Regions from separate parts of the Mus musculus genome. Here region 2 is linked to region 1. A link is a loop called in an ENCODE intact Hi-C map of the cell type or tissue named here. Cell type or tissue: heart. All regions are shown on one strand.

Region 1 (8,000 bases):
TAAGACACTCTGTACGAACACATAATCAACTGTAATCAAAATATACTCAAAGTCTTTATGACCAGTTTTAAATCCAAAATTAAAAGCTTTTACCTAATGAAAGCATAATTAAGTGAAAACAGATTTAAAGAAAAGAAAAAGACCATGTTGCAAAAAGATTAAAATTATTCACTTAAAGCCGATACAAATCAACACCAACATCTGTTTGATGTTTTACAGCTTGCAAAGCACTATTTATACAGAAACAGGATCAATTCCCACTCTACTGTAAGTAGACTATGACTAGCCACACTTTTCCATATAAGGAAATGGAGACAGAAAGGCAAGATCATGATGGACAGTACACATAAGAGCCAGAAAGGAGAAAGAGCTGAAGTTTACAAATGTCAGAAAACAATACTATATAATGTGAGAAATACAGGCCTAGGTAACATGAATGTATTTTACGGTGGTGATTGAACATGCTGGGTTGCTAATGGCTCGGTGACATTTTGGAATATATTTCCCTATGAAAACACAGCTCAAACTTGTTGGAAGTTCAGTGCTGCTTCTAAAGGAAGCCTGGGCAACAAGAAAAAAGAGGAAAGCAGCTTGGTGAAGAAAAGACAAGGCAAGCACAACTCTGACTCAATTACTCCAGATGAAGTCTAATGGCCTGTCGGGAAAATCTCTAAGCCCACTAGAATCTCATTCACAGTGAACGCCACAGCACAGTAAGTAGAGTCTAGGCTACTCTATACTCCTGCCAACACAAATTAATTACTCAAATAACACTAGCTCCTGGAGTGCACAGTCTGGTTGCAAAGGCCCATGGATCCACATATGTTACCTACCACTGAATAGAGATTCGTGGCAGGCCAGCAATGCCAGGGTTCAGGAGAGGCAGGGGTAGATGGCTCTCCATGAATTTGAGGCCAGCCTAGACTATATAGTGAGTTCTAGGACAGCCAGGGTTACAAAGTAAGACCCTGCTGAGAAAGGGGGGTGGGGATGAGAGACAGACAGAGAGAGAGACAGAGGCCGATGACAGACAGAGAGACAGAGGCAGATGACAGACAGAGAGACAGAGGCAGATGACAGAGAGACAGAGATTGAGATTGACTTTAAACCTGTCACATCTTTTCCTAAACTCAAAAACAAAAGGAATTATGCAAGTTATCTCCTTTCTATCTACTCCAGAGCTGTCTCCTTCTAGTCCCAGAACAGGAAAGGCACTAGCAGACCAAACGGCAAAATTCAGCGAATGCTTTGCACCTCCAATCTCCTACACTTCCCTGCTGCTAGGAGTGTTTGTTTTACTTGCTACATGGAAAAGCTGTATTTGTCCCTGGCCTGGTGTTTTGGTTGTTGTTGTTGCTATGACACCTGGTAACTTATAAAGAATGCATTCCTTCCCAGCTCTGCAGATTGAGTAGCCTAAGACCAAAACATCACCTCACAACAAAAGACAGACAGGTAAGAAAGCTAAGGAAGCCAAACTCACCTTGCGAACAGCACCAACCCCATATTCGTCCCAGTGTTTTCTCCTGCTCGTTATGCTAACAACTGAACCCAGGACCTAGTGTATGCTAGGCAAGAGCTCTCCCACTGAACCATATCCCAGGCCCATTTCTTTCTCTCTTTTTAAAAAGATTTATTTATTTTTTATTTATATGAGTACACTGCAGCTGTCTTCAGACACACACTAGAAGAGTGCTTTGGATCCCATTACCGATAGTTGTGAGCCACCATGTAGTTGCTGGGAATTGAACTCAGGACCTCTGGAAGAGCAGTGAGTACTCTTAACTGCTGAGCCATCTCTCCGGCCACCAGGCCCATTTCTTAGTATTTGCTACAGTGGTAAGTACATTCCCAGATGACTCTTAGAGGTAACGACCATGCAAACCATAGAAAGACGCAGTTCTGCATGGTTACTCAGTCTCTCTCACCTTTCTCTTATGATGAAGATCACTGCTCTTTGAGCCCCTAATGTCCACCATAGTAATGGCTTATAGCAGGCACATCAATATTTGCTGAAGAAAAAAGATTATTTGCACGACTTAGACGTTCCAAGGCTATGGAGACTCAGAGACATACAGAAGGAGAACACGGAGAAAGATGGATTTGGGGATACAGTAAGGATTCTAGTTTTCATTCTGGAGAATGATACACTGAAATTAATTTTATTCTTGTTTTGCAAATATATACATTTTCTTACCTTACACATGTATGTTATATTTTATGTTTAAATAAAAATAATCAACTGAATATTATTCATACAAACTGTAATGTACTTACCTCACTCTGTGGCTCCTGGATAACTTTATAGAGAGATGTAACTAAAGAACTCTTGTCTTTCAAATTTGTGGCATAATTTGGCAAAGATGTTTCTGGGAGTGTCTAAACAAATTAAAAAAATTATTTTTATGAAATTCTAAATCAGACAAATTCATACAAAAGAAAATTAGTATATATTGGTCATTAACACAGAAGGAAGGAAACAAAGAAAGACTGACTAAAAGACATAGTTTCCAGAATTCCATGCTGGTGTTTGGTACAACTTTATAAAAATATCAAAAGAACAAGAACAAAAATAAATAAAATAAAATTAACCCTGCATTCTCACTTAAGACAGTGAATTTTATGTGATATAGATTATAACTCAACAATAGCAAATTTAAAAAAAAGTTTTATTCTTTTATTACCAATAGGGTCAATCACCATCAGAACTCGTGATTGGAATCAGGGCAATGGCTCGGTACATAAAGCACTTGCTGCACAAGCGTGCAGAGCAGAATTAGGATTCCCAGGTCCCACATCAAAGCTGGGCCGGCATGGTGCTGACTTTAGTCCCAGTACTCTGGAGGCGGGGACAGGACATTACCAAGGGAAGCTGGCTTGCTAGACTAGCCAATGGTGCGCTCCGTGTTCAACCAGAGACCCTGCCTCCATTAGTTAAGTGCAAAGTAATCAAAGAAGATACTCAGTCTCAACTGTGGACCTACACATGCACTCCCACATGTGCAAGTGCACCCACACACATGCAAACACCCATGAACACACGCATGCAGCCCACACATTTATAGACATTCAAATGAGAAAACTTCATCTTTAACTGCCGGTTTAGATCAGAAACAATATTGAACCACATGTAAAGACAGTTCCGCCTTCAGAGCATCAGGAGTGATAGATCTCCTTAGGTCCATGAGGATGTGCTAATGTGTCTAACATGTACACCACAGGCCACCGGGTCCAAATACTCCTGAGTTCCATGCTACTGCCAGAGATGAGTCTAAACTGCAGGTGGGGCAAAATACATAGACTCCTCAGAACTGGGAAACTCGGAACTGTACTTCCACAAATTAATTCTGCTAATGCCAGTTAAAATACAGACCATCAACCACAGCCTGTTGGCACTACTTCTTCAGCTCAGAGAGAGGAATGGAGACAGAGACTCTCAGTAGTAACTCAAAAGCATGGGTGAAAAGGTGACAGGAAAAAACTGAAGAGAAAATTTACTGTAACAATAATAAAACGTATCCTTTAGAGCTTATCTCATTAGCAGTGTTTGTCTCCCCATCACTGCTCACTCACTCCCACAACAGACAGCATCTCAAAGACTCCTAACAGCCATGCTAAGACACGCACCAGATCACACATATCCCATAACCAAGTATTTCATGATTTAACATGGGCTGTGGCTACAATACACAGTTTTACGTGTGCATAAGTATGCATAGAAAATTAAGCTGTATCGCTTCTTACAGCAGGGTTATTTGATTCATTCTTACTTCACTTTCTTCCCAAGGGAAAGCTGTCTTTTCCCCTCTCCATCCCCATCACTCAACAGAAAGCCTCAGCCTCAGACCTTTGCTGGGAGAGCACTGAGGGACAGAAAGAATTGAAACTAACATTGTCTGGACTCTTTAAAACCAGGTCCTATTTTGCCTGAAGACATGTAAGTGACTAGGTCTTTCTGATTTAATAAGGGCTTTGTTTCCCAGCATGGTGAGTAAATGTGAAGCATTTGGAAGCCTGCCACCATTCTCCAGAACAATAGCAGCAACAGCCACAACAGCAAAAGCAGCTCCCATGCCCTGCTCCGGAAGGCAGAGAAACAAAGACCTCCAGGCCACATTCCATTTCTGTCATGTAATCAAGAGTAACCTAATACTGGAGAAATTTATATAACAGCATCAGCTGTCGAATCTCATTAAAGCAAGCCTAAAGGTATGTGCAAAGCACACGATTTAATCTACACAGCAAGTGAAGCACACTATGGAGTCTATGTGAGCACATAAAGTATGAAGCCACAGGCTTCAGGGTTATTATCCTTCCCATCTCCCTCTCTGACCCTGTCCTCCCATCCCTCACCCCATTTCTTCCAACACTAAAGGCCTTTATGGAAACCTACCATAGAAACCTCCTCAAATGTAAACACATACACCTGCATATATAAAATGAGCTACCTTATAATGGAGAATGACGACAGCCCCCTAAGGTGTATGAGCTACCCCCTTTTGAGCTGTTACTTAATAGGGTCACATAGACAACTCCCCTCCTAATTCCAGGGTTAATTTTTCTGTTCTTGGGTTTTTGTTGTTTGTTGGTGGTTGGTTTGGGGGAGGGGTGATTTTTGTTTGGTTTGTTTTGGGGTATGTTTTTGTTTTTTGTTTTGTTTTGTTTGCTATTGCTCTTGGATATCCTCCAGAACTTAAGGTAAAACCCTACTGCTAAAGATACCAGATATCTACATAATAGGACATGGAAAAGCCAAGCTTGTACCATCCTAGATGCTGCCTTACTTCCTAGTTCTCAGTGCTGGAAGGCTTTATGCATCTTACTAGGGAAGTTTTACTTGTGAACACTGTAAGCACCAACAATGACTGTACGAGCCAGAGAGACTGGATGTCTGCAGTGAAACAATATTTGTCAGACATGATGCCTCAGTTGCACATGGGAACTCACAGCATCTGAGACAGCACAGGATTTGCACAAGATCAAGCAGCTGAAGTCCTAGCAGGGAGAGGGAGGGGCCCATGAAGTCCCTCTCCCATCTGAGGAGCAATTAGTAATTAATGGCTGCGGGGTGTGAGAAAGTGAATTTTCTCAGGGATGCTGGCCCTAAGAGGCTGGCTACCTATGCTCCAGTAGATGGTCCCACATCCTACACATATAGGCACAACTAAATGGACCCAGTGAGTATTTCAAAAAAAATTTTAAAGATTAGAAGAAAAAACATATGAAATTAGGAGAAAAAGTAAGAAGGAAGGATAGGAAAGGAACTGCAGGGGAGAGAAGTGGGGAAGGGTTGATTAAAATACACATGCACATATAAATATTAAGTAAAATATTTTTAAAAGAGAAAAAGAAATAGCCAGAGTTAAAAGTACATCTCTTTTCTAAAATCTCAAACTCTGTGAAGCGCAGAATCCTGGGGCTTCTGTTGATAAATAAGAAAAGAAAGCCTTTAAAACCAGTGAGGCAAAACCAGCCATCATATACAGCTCAAAATGCCTTCACTATCTCATGGTTTGTATGTGAGGAAAGTCACCTTTCTACACAAGGGAAGGGTATAACTACTGCGCTTACGGTGCTACACGAGGGAGACAGAGAGATGGCTTAACATAAGAACCCTGACTGGCCTTCCAGAGGACCTGGGGTGATTCCTACTCTCAGTGCCTACACAGTGACTCACAGCTATCTATAACTCCAGTCCCAAGGGATCCCACCTCCCCTTTTGGCTTTTGCAGGTGCCAGACATGCACATGGTACACAGACATGCATGCAGACAAAACACCCATAGGCATAAGATAAATACATAAAAATTAAAACAAAATAAATGGTGCTTTGAAGAACTAATCTTAAGGACCAGATGAACTCAAGAACTGTCGGCCTTCTCAATTACCATGTTTCTTACGCTGTTGAATGCAGAATGGAGACGAAATTTTAAGAAAAAAGTTGAATGCTTCATACTTAAGTACCATTTGGCAGATGGCTTTTAAAATGTAAGGAGGTGACATGGATTGGGTGGAAGAAGACAGGCAGATGGGTGAAGATTCAATAAAGAGAACAATCCCATTCAACAGCTTCATACATGAAAATGGATTTTTGAGCCATATATTGAGTATCAGAAAATTGAAAAACTTAGGAGCCTAGAATCTGCTACATAAAATACACAAAGCAATCTGAAACTTTTTTTTTACAAATAAGTCATTGAAAATATTAATTATTCATGAGACCCTAGTTTAGTCACTTTGTTAGTCTACTTAGAGAATAATACCAACAAGTTAGCTAGTACAGAGACTATGAGTGTCTACTTAGAACATACAACCAACACCTTAGCTAGTACAGAGACTGAATGTTTTTCTCCAATCACAAGATTTTATTTTAAACTCTTACATTTACTTATTATTTATTATTTAGTGTGTATGTGTGTGTAGTCACTGAACAATCAGTGAGAGGAATTAGTTGTCTCTGTGGGTTCTGGGCTCTAACTCAGGTCATCAAATTTGGTGGCAAGTACCTTCACACCCCCCTACCCTCACCCTCCCCCCAAACTATCCAGCCCACTAGAAAAAAATTTACAGGAGTTTATATTGTGTGTACATTTTCGGATAACGTTTTACAGGAAGCAAACTACACTGTCTCTGTGTTTTGGAGGCTGCTGAGTTCGATTACGAAAGGAGGAGTTCAAACTGTGACCAGGGCACAGCACCTACGGCAACCTTTGTAATGCTACTGACTGAGCTGTAATGATTTACTCAGTAAACTGCTTCTAGAACTGAGAACCCATGACCTGTTGCTGACTCTCTGCCCACTCAGTCAGTTACAATGATGTTGCCAAAGATGTGCTACTCAAACAAACAAACAAACAAACAAACAACAAAAACCCCAAAGGGCCAAAAATGGGATTGTCTTTAAAAAATAAACAAAACACAAAAAGGAGAGTGGGCGCTGGACAGACAGCCAGCAGTTAAGAGTTCTTGCTATCCTTCTAGAGGAGCAGAGTCTCAGCCCAGAATCCACACCGGGTCCCAGGAGCCAGCGGTGGCACAGCCACCTCCAAGGTATAAGAAGCTTTTTTCCGCATGTATACATGTACATGAAAATTAAAAATCCAAACAAAATTCCTGTCTTAAAATGTTTAACTAAAACACATAGTATCACATCACAATAATTTGAAAAGGTAGCCTCATTCCAAGAGCACTTAGAATATTTGTTCCCTAGCCGGGCATGGTGGCCCACGCCTTTAATCCCAGCACTCGGGAGGCAGAGGTAGGCGGATTTCTGAGTTCGAGGCCAGCCTGGTCTACAGAGTGAGTTCCAGGACAGCCAGGGCTATAGAGAAACCCTGTCTCAAAAAACCAAAAAAAAAAAAAAAAAAAAAAAGAATATTTGTTCCCACGCATTCTTGTACCTTGTGTTACTTGGTTTACTGCTGATAATCTCGATTTCTTTATCAAACCAACAGCTGAGTGCAACACACATTAACATACTGCAGAATGCTCACCAAATTAAGCAAGGGATAGGAAACTCCTTGACTTGGTAACAATACAAATTTGAAGGCATTTAAACATCATAGCATCACAGAAACAAACTGATTGGAATTTTGGTGAATTTAATTTGAGGAGGGAAGAAGGAATTACACCATTGCTTTTTGTTTCATGTGGCCTAGGATTCCATCAATCCCTCTCCCATTGGAAAAGTTTCCTTATCTTTATATTAAATTTTTAAACTTTACAAAATGTTGATATGCCACAGCAATGCATCCTAATGACAAAGCATTACTTAGATGAAGCCTTTATGCTTTCATACTCTTAGTTTCTTTTAGTGGAAGACAGTATTTAGTAAAGCAAGACTTGGTGCTTGCTATATTGCTATGCGAGAGGGTGCACTACCTACAAGGTCCTCTAAGCACAGCACCAAGAAATGTACACATGCACATGCGTATCTGACACATCTTTAGAACCCATGCTTCCCACCCAGTCTTCCAACTCTGGTCTAACCCCACTCCTTGA
Region 2 (8,000 bases), 74 kb before region 1:
CCGGCTCTGCAAATTCCAGCAGGTGATTGTGTCCGAATCGATGGTGGGTCGGCTCTGCCGACTGCCCTTGCTTCCTCCTAGCCAAAAAGAGAAGGCATTTTCATAACTCTATCTTTACTTTGAAAACTGTTTAAACATCCAGCATATAGCTAGCCACATTCCTTGCGAGTCATGGTACAGAGGAGAAAAGGATAAACCATGCAGTGCCTGGCAGAGCTCAAGAGAGACTCTGGTAAGACCCTACAGCAATGGGGCAAAGCACGCTTCAATTGGCGGACTGCAACTGTGGCTACTCTAGAGGCTTTAGTTATTTTTCAACTAGCCTGGGACTAACTTGTTCAAAATGCTTACCACAGAGCCTTTTGAAGACAGCAGGGTACACCTAGTGGCATGAAGTCCTTTCCTGTGGCATCAGACAGCAAGGTTGTAGGTGGACTTAGCTACTTTGTGGGTTCTTCTTTCCCCATCCTTTGTCCCGCCCCTGTTTTCACCCCATATCAATAGTTAGGAGAGAAAGGAGAGAGAGAGAGCGAGAGAGAGAGAGCTATGAATCTCATTTCTCTCTTCTTGTTCTTCATTGCCTTTGCTACTTTCTGGATTCTTTTTCCCACCCTTTACTTCACATCCCCCCACCCAAACCTTTTCACCTTGAATCACTAGAGAGGAGAAAAGGATAGAGAGGGGAGAGGGAAAGAGGGAGAGAGAGGGAGGAAGGGAGGGAGGAAGGGAGGGAGGGAAGGAGGAAGGAATGGAGGGAGGGAGAGTTGTCTCTTTTTTGAGCACAACTACTAACAGACCACATCAACATCCCTGAACAACCAACAACCACCCAACCCTGCCTAATCAGGGCTCTAGCATGTATATACCCTCTGAAAAGTTCACAGAATTCTAAATGTCACACAGTTGCAGAAACTACCTGCAGCTGGAAAAACCATGCCTTACTAGAACATGAGGCAAATCATTGACAACTGTTGAGGACAGTCCCTGGGATTAAAACAAAAACACATTCTTATAATCTCTCTCTCTCTCTCTCTCTCTCTCTCTCTCTCTCTCCCTCTCTCTCTCTCTCTCTCTCTCTCTCTCTCTCTCTCTCTCTCTGTGTGTGTGTGTGTGTGTGTGTGTGTGTGTGTGTGTGTGTGTGTGTGTGTGTGTATTTTAAAGAAGCCAGGATTCTATAATCCTCAAAACTTGTCACTACAAAGAGCTTCACCAAAGAGCTTTTCAGGGGCTGCAAAGCCCAGGAAGAGAAGTGGACTTTGGATCTAGTTCCTGTACATCTTTCCACCTTGTCCAGGTATCTGTGCCTTAGACACCTTTTATACAATTCTCTTTGGTTGTTGCACAACTTTTAAGACAATAGGAACCAATAGAGGGAAGGGGAGGGGAGAAGGGAAGGAGAAAGAGGGGAGGGGAGGGCAGAGGAGGGGAGAGGAAGAGAGGAGAGGAGGGGAGGGGAGGACAAGACAATTGTTCTACTGGGCACTTCCAGACACAGAGGAAAAGGCCTTACTCCATTCTTATTTTGTATTCTCTAACTCTGTCATCTCTTTTTAAAAATTTCAGACTAGGAGTTCAGAATATAAATCTACCCCTTGTTATCCTTGAACTCTGATCTCATTTCTCAAATCACATGTATTCAACAGATACTTATGAAGCTTCTATCTGCCAAGGAGTTTGCTAAAGAATGGATACTTGAATACTTCATGCACTGAATTCTCATCAGAGAGAAACAACTCACAGCATAATAAAAAGACCTGTATTATACCGCATGCCACCAAGTGCTGTAAACATGCTCTGTTACAGTGCACAGCACCAAATGCTATAACATGGAGGGCAGAGCCACAGAAGAGAATATAGAAGGAAGGCTTGGTTTGGCTTGGTGGGAAAGGAAAAGCTCTCCAGGAGAGGAGGTTGGTCAGACTCCAAATGAGGAAAAAAGTTGTATCTGAGGGAGGGACAGCAACTGTAGTATTCAAGGTAAGAATAAGTTTATTCTGTTCCATGACAGTGAGACAGCATGACTGGTGTGACACAGTGTAGGCAGATAAGGTCAGATATGTCTATGAAGCCAGGGAACGTGAGTCCTATTGGGCTGCATGGCTCTTCAGGGTATATTCAATGAAGGGAACAAAGGAACTTATTTATTTGTTTGTTTGTTTATATTTAGTGTGTGTGATCCATATGTCAGCATCTGAGGAAGCCAAAAGAGGGTATGGGGGTACCCTGGAGCTGGAGTTTAAGTGGCTGTGAACCACCTACCATGGTTGCTGGGAAATGAATAAATGATCTCAGGTCTTCTGGAAGAGCAGCAGTACTCTTGAGCCCTGAGCCATGGCTCCAGCCCCACCCAGACAATGGGAGGATTTTAGCAGAGGAACTTCATAGTGCCTTTCTGAAGCTCAATACAGTGATAGAAATGGCTTACTCTGTTTAGCAGGGACTCTGGGAGCATTTCACACTTGTTGTTGTTATGTGGATATGATTCTTTTGCCTGGTGTAGATCTTTTCTCTAATCTTTGCCCACTATAACCCAGCAGCAGTAAAGACCCTTTAAGGGAAAACTGGCCAACAGGATGAAACCCTGGGCGGAGACCTAACTACACATAATCAATCTAGTTGGACCAATCACCTGGCCAAGGGATCACCGCTCAGGAAAATAGAATCACTCCTAAGAAAGCAGTCTCACCTTAAGCCATGGTAAAGAGACAGGTGTGTAGTGACAATTTGGAATTTTGGTTTATTTAAAAAACCAGAAATAATATATGTTTCTAAGGTGTGGGATATGGGGCGGCTTCAGATTGTCTACAGCAGTGATTTGCCTTGTGTTCTGGCAGGGGTGTGATTTTGCCAGCTGCAGATAGTTTCTGTGATTGTGTGACGTTTGGGATTCTGGGGACCTTTTAGAAGGTCTATAAGTGCTAGGCCCTGAGAGGGGTGATGGGTTACTGGGGGGGGGGGAGGGCGTTGTTTGCTGTCGGTTGTTGTTGGTCAGGGTTTGTTAAGTAGTTGTGTGCAAAGAAGAAACAAGAAGAAATTATATATCCTGAGAATGAAGGTTAAACTTGCCCCAAGGAACTTGGCTTCCCTAACTATCAGGTCATAGTCTAACAATATCATCACCCCTTCCCCTCTATCCTTCTATCCTTTTTTCTTTTCTATCTGGTGTTAGGGGGTTGAAAGGTGGAAAAAGAGTAGAGAAGGGTGGAAGAAAGAAGAAAGCACCAAGTAGCCAAAGTGCAGCTACACGGGTGGAATAATGATCGCCTTAATGAACTACTGTGCTTTCCCCAACATTCCTGTCCCCAGTGGCTAGACCCTCTATAATGCTCTGTTGGGCTTGCCCACCTTTCTGAGACTTGACTCAGAAATATATTACTTCTTCCTTCTCTTTTTTTGTCTGCTTCCTGATTGATGGCCAGCACCTAAGTATGTTTTTTTCTGGTAGGTTGGGTTCCATCATTCTTTTTGTCATGACCCCTCCACACCGTGTATATGCTGTCTACCATGTGGCTGACTTCCATGCCAGTATAGCTCAAAACCATGGTTTTTGTCCTCCTCTTCTCCACTCCCTCCTCCAGGAAACTGCTGACATTGGCTGGTTGGCCCGGAATTTCTCTTCTGTTCCTGCACCCCACACCGTGTCAAAAGGATTCCAAATATTTTTTTAGTCACATCCAAACATTTCCTCAGGGGCCACAGAGAATCTTTGCATACAAGAAGGTTGTTTGATCAAAAATGTAGAAAATGTATGGAGCAACTGAGCACGGTGGTGTATAGCTGTAATCCTACTACTTGGGAGGATGAGACAGGAGGATTGCAAGTTGGAGGAATTTTGGAGGTTCTGTTGTTGCTCAATTTCAGGCCAGCCTGGAATGATATAAGAAAACCTCAACACAAACAACAAAAAGCAAAGCAACAAAATGTCCCCAGAGCATTGTGAAGACTTGTGTCCTGTGGCTGTAAGTCTGGCCATTTATCAGAAGCAGCATTGCAGGACTAACTCAGTACTCCCTCCAGGAGGCATCTGGCAATATAGGGGGGAACCTGGAACACACAGTGCAGGGGGCCTGTGCTAGGGTTCTAGGTGAGGCAGTCCTGCACAGTGCATAAGCTGGCGGCTCCACAGTATGGCTAAGGGGAAAGTTTTTATTGTAGATTCGAGGGAGAGCACAGCTATAGGCATGTAGGAGAGTCCAGAGCAGAGTTAGAAAGTGGTAGATTGCATATGGCCATGGGTAAGAGGTCCCTCCATTAGGGAGGGAGAGAGGGAGGGATGGAGGGAGAGATGGAGAGAGGGAGGAAGGGAAGGAGGGAGAGAGGAAAGGAGGAAGGGAGGGAGGAAGAGAGAGAGAGAGAGAGAGAGAGAGAGTGAGAAAGAGAGAGAGAGAGGAGAGAGAACCAAGAAAGGGCAAAAGAGAGAGACCAGGAGAGCTCATAGCTGAAACAGCAGGATTATAAGGGAGTAAGGGAACTGGGGGGAAGGAAGCCCATGAGCTGAAGGAGGGAGGGCCAGGATATCAGCATGTGCTTTGGAATGTGAAATGGGTACTTGTGACACTTGGGTCTGGAGGCCATCATGTACTCTGGTATGCTAATAGGCACTGCAGACAGCCATTTCTCTCTTTCCCTCCTCTCCCTTCAGTTAAAAAAAAGGAAGTGGGTCCTTGGTAGAGAGGACCTTGGCTCCACACATTCCTGAGGAAGGCTGCCTTTTGTCTAATTGCCAGGAGTGTGAGGAAATGGAGTTTCCTTAGGACCCGAGACACATCAAATGCTTTTCCCATCTGAAGTTCCCTTGTCATCTCTCTGGGAAGCATGCAGGTGGCAGGAAGTCCTGCGTGTAGGTTGTTCATGTTCCAACTCTAGGGAACCTACAAAGCCTGGGTCCCAGAGGTGCCGGCATGGAATACCGGACTCAACCCTAACGAGGAAGGATGGGAGCTTGAGGGGTTTTACTGTAGCTATTATTTCTGTCAGCTTCTTGACCCATAAAATATGCACTTCTCCCTCTCAACAGCTCTTTGGAATCCAAGGCTGCAGAAATTCGCTAAGATGTGTACTGTGCGTGCTTTTCTTACACTGTAAATCATGAAGCTAAGCAGCTACCCCTCTGCTCATGCAAGCTGTTAACATGACAAAAAATGCAGTCTATGCCCCAGAGAGTTTGTAATTCAATCAGCAGAATTAAAGAGCTACAAGCCTTTATTAGACAACAAAGTAGGAAATCTGCTTTCCAAATCACAGGGCTGTCTACACACCAAACAACTCAGACTTGACTCAGCTTGCTAAGGTCAGTTCTTTTCTTTTTCTGGCAAAGGATATTTTCCCAATACATTATTCATACTATATTAAAATGCACCAACTCAAATATATCCAGGATGTTTCTTGGCTTTTAAGGTTTTTATGTCTTTTACTTCCTTTTATTGCTGTGCTTTTATTGAGAATATTACTATTTCTTGTACAAAAATTAATTTTATTGGGAGAAATTCTGATTTGCTAAAATAAAACTAAACTAATTCTTTACAAAATATCATGGGAAAGCATTGTTTGTAGGTTTGTTTATTTTATTTTAGGTATACGTGTGTGTGTGTGTGTGTGTGTGTGTGTGTGTGTGTGTGTGTATTGTGTATACCACATGCATGCCTGAAGCCTGAGGAGGTCAGAAGAAGGGGCTAGATCCTCTGAAATTGGAGTTATAGATGGTTGCAAACTGCCATGTGGATGCTGGGATCCAAACCTGGGCCCTTTGCAAGAACGTCAAGTGCTTTAGTCCTGAAAATTCATTTTGTTCACAGAAAATAATTGTGCCTGGGTAGATGTTTTTTGTAGTAAAGGTTTGCTATGCAAGCATGAGGACCTGGGAGTATATCTCCAGGGCTCAGGTAAATGGGGCCAAGATTGTCACCCCAGTGTTGTCAGAAACTGCCAGTCACCCCAGTGTTGTCAGTCACCTGTCAGTCACCCCAGGGCTGTCAGTAACTGCCAGTCACCCCAGTGTTGTCAGTCACCTGTCAGTCACCCCAGGGCTGTCAGTAACTGCCAGTCACCCCAGTGTTGGGAGGCCAAGACAGGAATATCCCTGGGGCTTGATGGACAGCTTTCTAGATGAGCCAGTAAGAACTTTATCTCAAAATATAAGGTGGAGTCCAAGTGTGGTCGCACACAATATTATCAGGAGGCAAATGCAGGAAGACCTCTGAGAGTTCAAGGCCAGACTGGTCTCCACATCAAGACCCTGTAACAACAACAACAACAACAACACTAACAACAACAGCAACCCCTCCAGAAAAATAATAAGTTGGAGAAAGAATGAGGAAGACACCTACAATTGACTTCTGACATCCACATCTACAAACACAGACTTACAAATACACACACACACACACACACACACACACACACACACACAATTTAAAAATTTAAAAAGATACTCTACCACAGATAAAAAACAAGCTGTAGTTTGGGAGTATCTGAGCAAAATATAGTAAAATATAGGCTCTATTATTCGAGGAAGATAGCATTCCTCTCCTTAGTCAATCAAATAAATAATTAAAGTAAAATTAAGATGTCTTAAAACATGATGAGGCTGAAAATTCAGCAACGCCATTGCACGCTCACAGCAATTATGGAACAAGGGCAGGCCAGTCAGCACTTCAGCCCAGATGGGGAGGGGTTTGAAGGGCAGACAAATCTCAGCAAAGATAGGATTTGAGTAATCCTAAAACCTACACTAAGACAGTCATATTTAGTATTACATCTTGTAACTGCATAAATGCATATATATATATACATTCACCAAGGCAGAACATTTATTAAACCATAACACACAACATAATAAAAAGAAAATGAGAATCAAAATAGATATCAGTTTCTTAAAAGATATCCAGGAAATCTTAAATATTTAGAAATTTAAAGAAAAATTCGAAGGGAATTGAAAAATTGTTTTGTACAGAATGGTAAGCACGGAATGTGTGATGTAGACCAGGCAAGGCCTGGAGAGCAGCAGGCAGTGCCCTCCGCAGGGTAACCCACCTGTGCTGTGATGAAACACCATGACCACAAGCTACGCGGGGAGGAAAGGGTTTGTTTCACTGACAGTTCCATATCACAGTTCATCATCAAAGGGTAGAACTCACACAGGGCAGGAACCTGGAGGCAGGAGCTGATGAGGAGGCCATGGAAGGGTGCTGCTCACTGGTTTGTTCCCTGGTGCTTGCTCAGCCCACTTTCTTATAGAACCTAGGACCACCAGCCCAGGGATGGCCCCACCCACAATGGCCTGGGCCCCGCCCTCCTCTATCAATGATTAATTAAGAAAATGCCCTACAGGCTTGCCTGTAGCGCAATGGAGGCATTTTATCAGTTGAGGTGTCTTCCTCTCAGATGACTAGCTTGTTGCCATCAAACTAGCCAGCCGAAGCCACAGCTGAGACTCCCTGTGTGCAGACAGAATGTAAATAAGAAATAAGAACAGGACTGAGTTGGATGTTATATCAAGGAGCTGCTAGCTCATGTCAGCTGTGTGTAGGAGATAAAAGTTGGATGAGCAGCCAGCTCACGCCAGCTCTGCAGCTCATGTCAGCTCTGTGTGTAGCAGATAAGAATGAAGTGCTATGTAATGATGTAATGCTAGCTTGTAGCTAATGAAAGCAGAGGCTGGCAGCCGACAGGCAGAGACCTTGATGCTCGACAGTGAAGAGTGTTGTGCTGTCTTGCCCTCTAACCAGAAAACAACTTGTGGGACAGTGGACCTTGCTAGGAAACTCGGTAGAGTGGGTCTGAGTCTCCGGAAACTCGGGGTACACACCTGAGTCCGTAGGCAGCTCCCTGCCAGATTCCTGGCCTGGAACGTGCCACACTTCCCACATAAGGAAACAGATCTGTGGTCACATTGCCCCAGAACAGAGCTCTACTTGCTAATGAGGTACCTAGAGGCCCTGAGGGTTTAGTCAATAAGCTTCCCTTCCTGGATATTCCTCCTTGCAGAAGGTATTTAATCT

What was found. A loop is a pair of places that touch in the nucleus more often than their neighbours do. Peaks named below come from ENCODE experiments on the same cell type or tissue, not always from the same donor. Only the 100,000 strongest peaks of a DNase experiment are listed, where the experiment ranks them.
Region 2: it touches region 1 in a loop (2.0-fold over the local background); 2 of 42 quality-filtered maps call a loop at or near these places.

Annotation. Positions count from the first base shown.
Region 1 is chr5:23,989,459-23,997,458 of GRCm38, forward strand. It overlaps Fam126a (family with sequence similarity 126, member A), which reads right to left. Exons shown (of 11, transcript NM_053090.3): 3 at 2,278-2,379. Among named protein-coding and RNA genes, the nearest start is that of Fam126a, 37 kb to the right of the region's middle. In heart, no CTCF peak of the experiment used is centred here; a DNase peak (open chromatin) is centred at 4,033; H3K27ac peaks cover 1,094 bases.
Region 2 is chr5:23,915,461-23,923,460 of GRCm38, forward strand. It overlaps a transcript of Fam126a not described here. Among named protein-coding and RNA genes, the nearest start is that of Gm42228, 66 kb to the left of the region's middle. In heart, no CTCF peak of the experiment used is centred here; a DNase peak (open chromatin) is centred at 4,801; H3K4me3 peaks cover 1,037 bases; H3K27ac peaks cover 2,555 bases.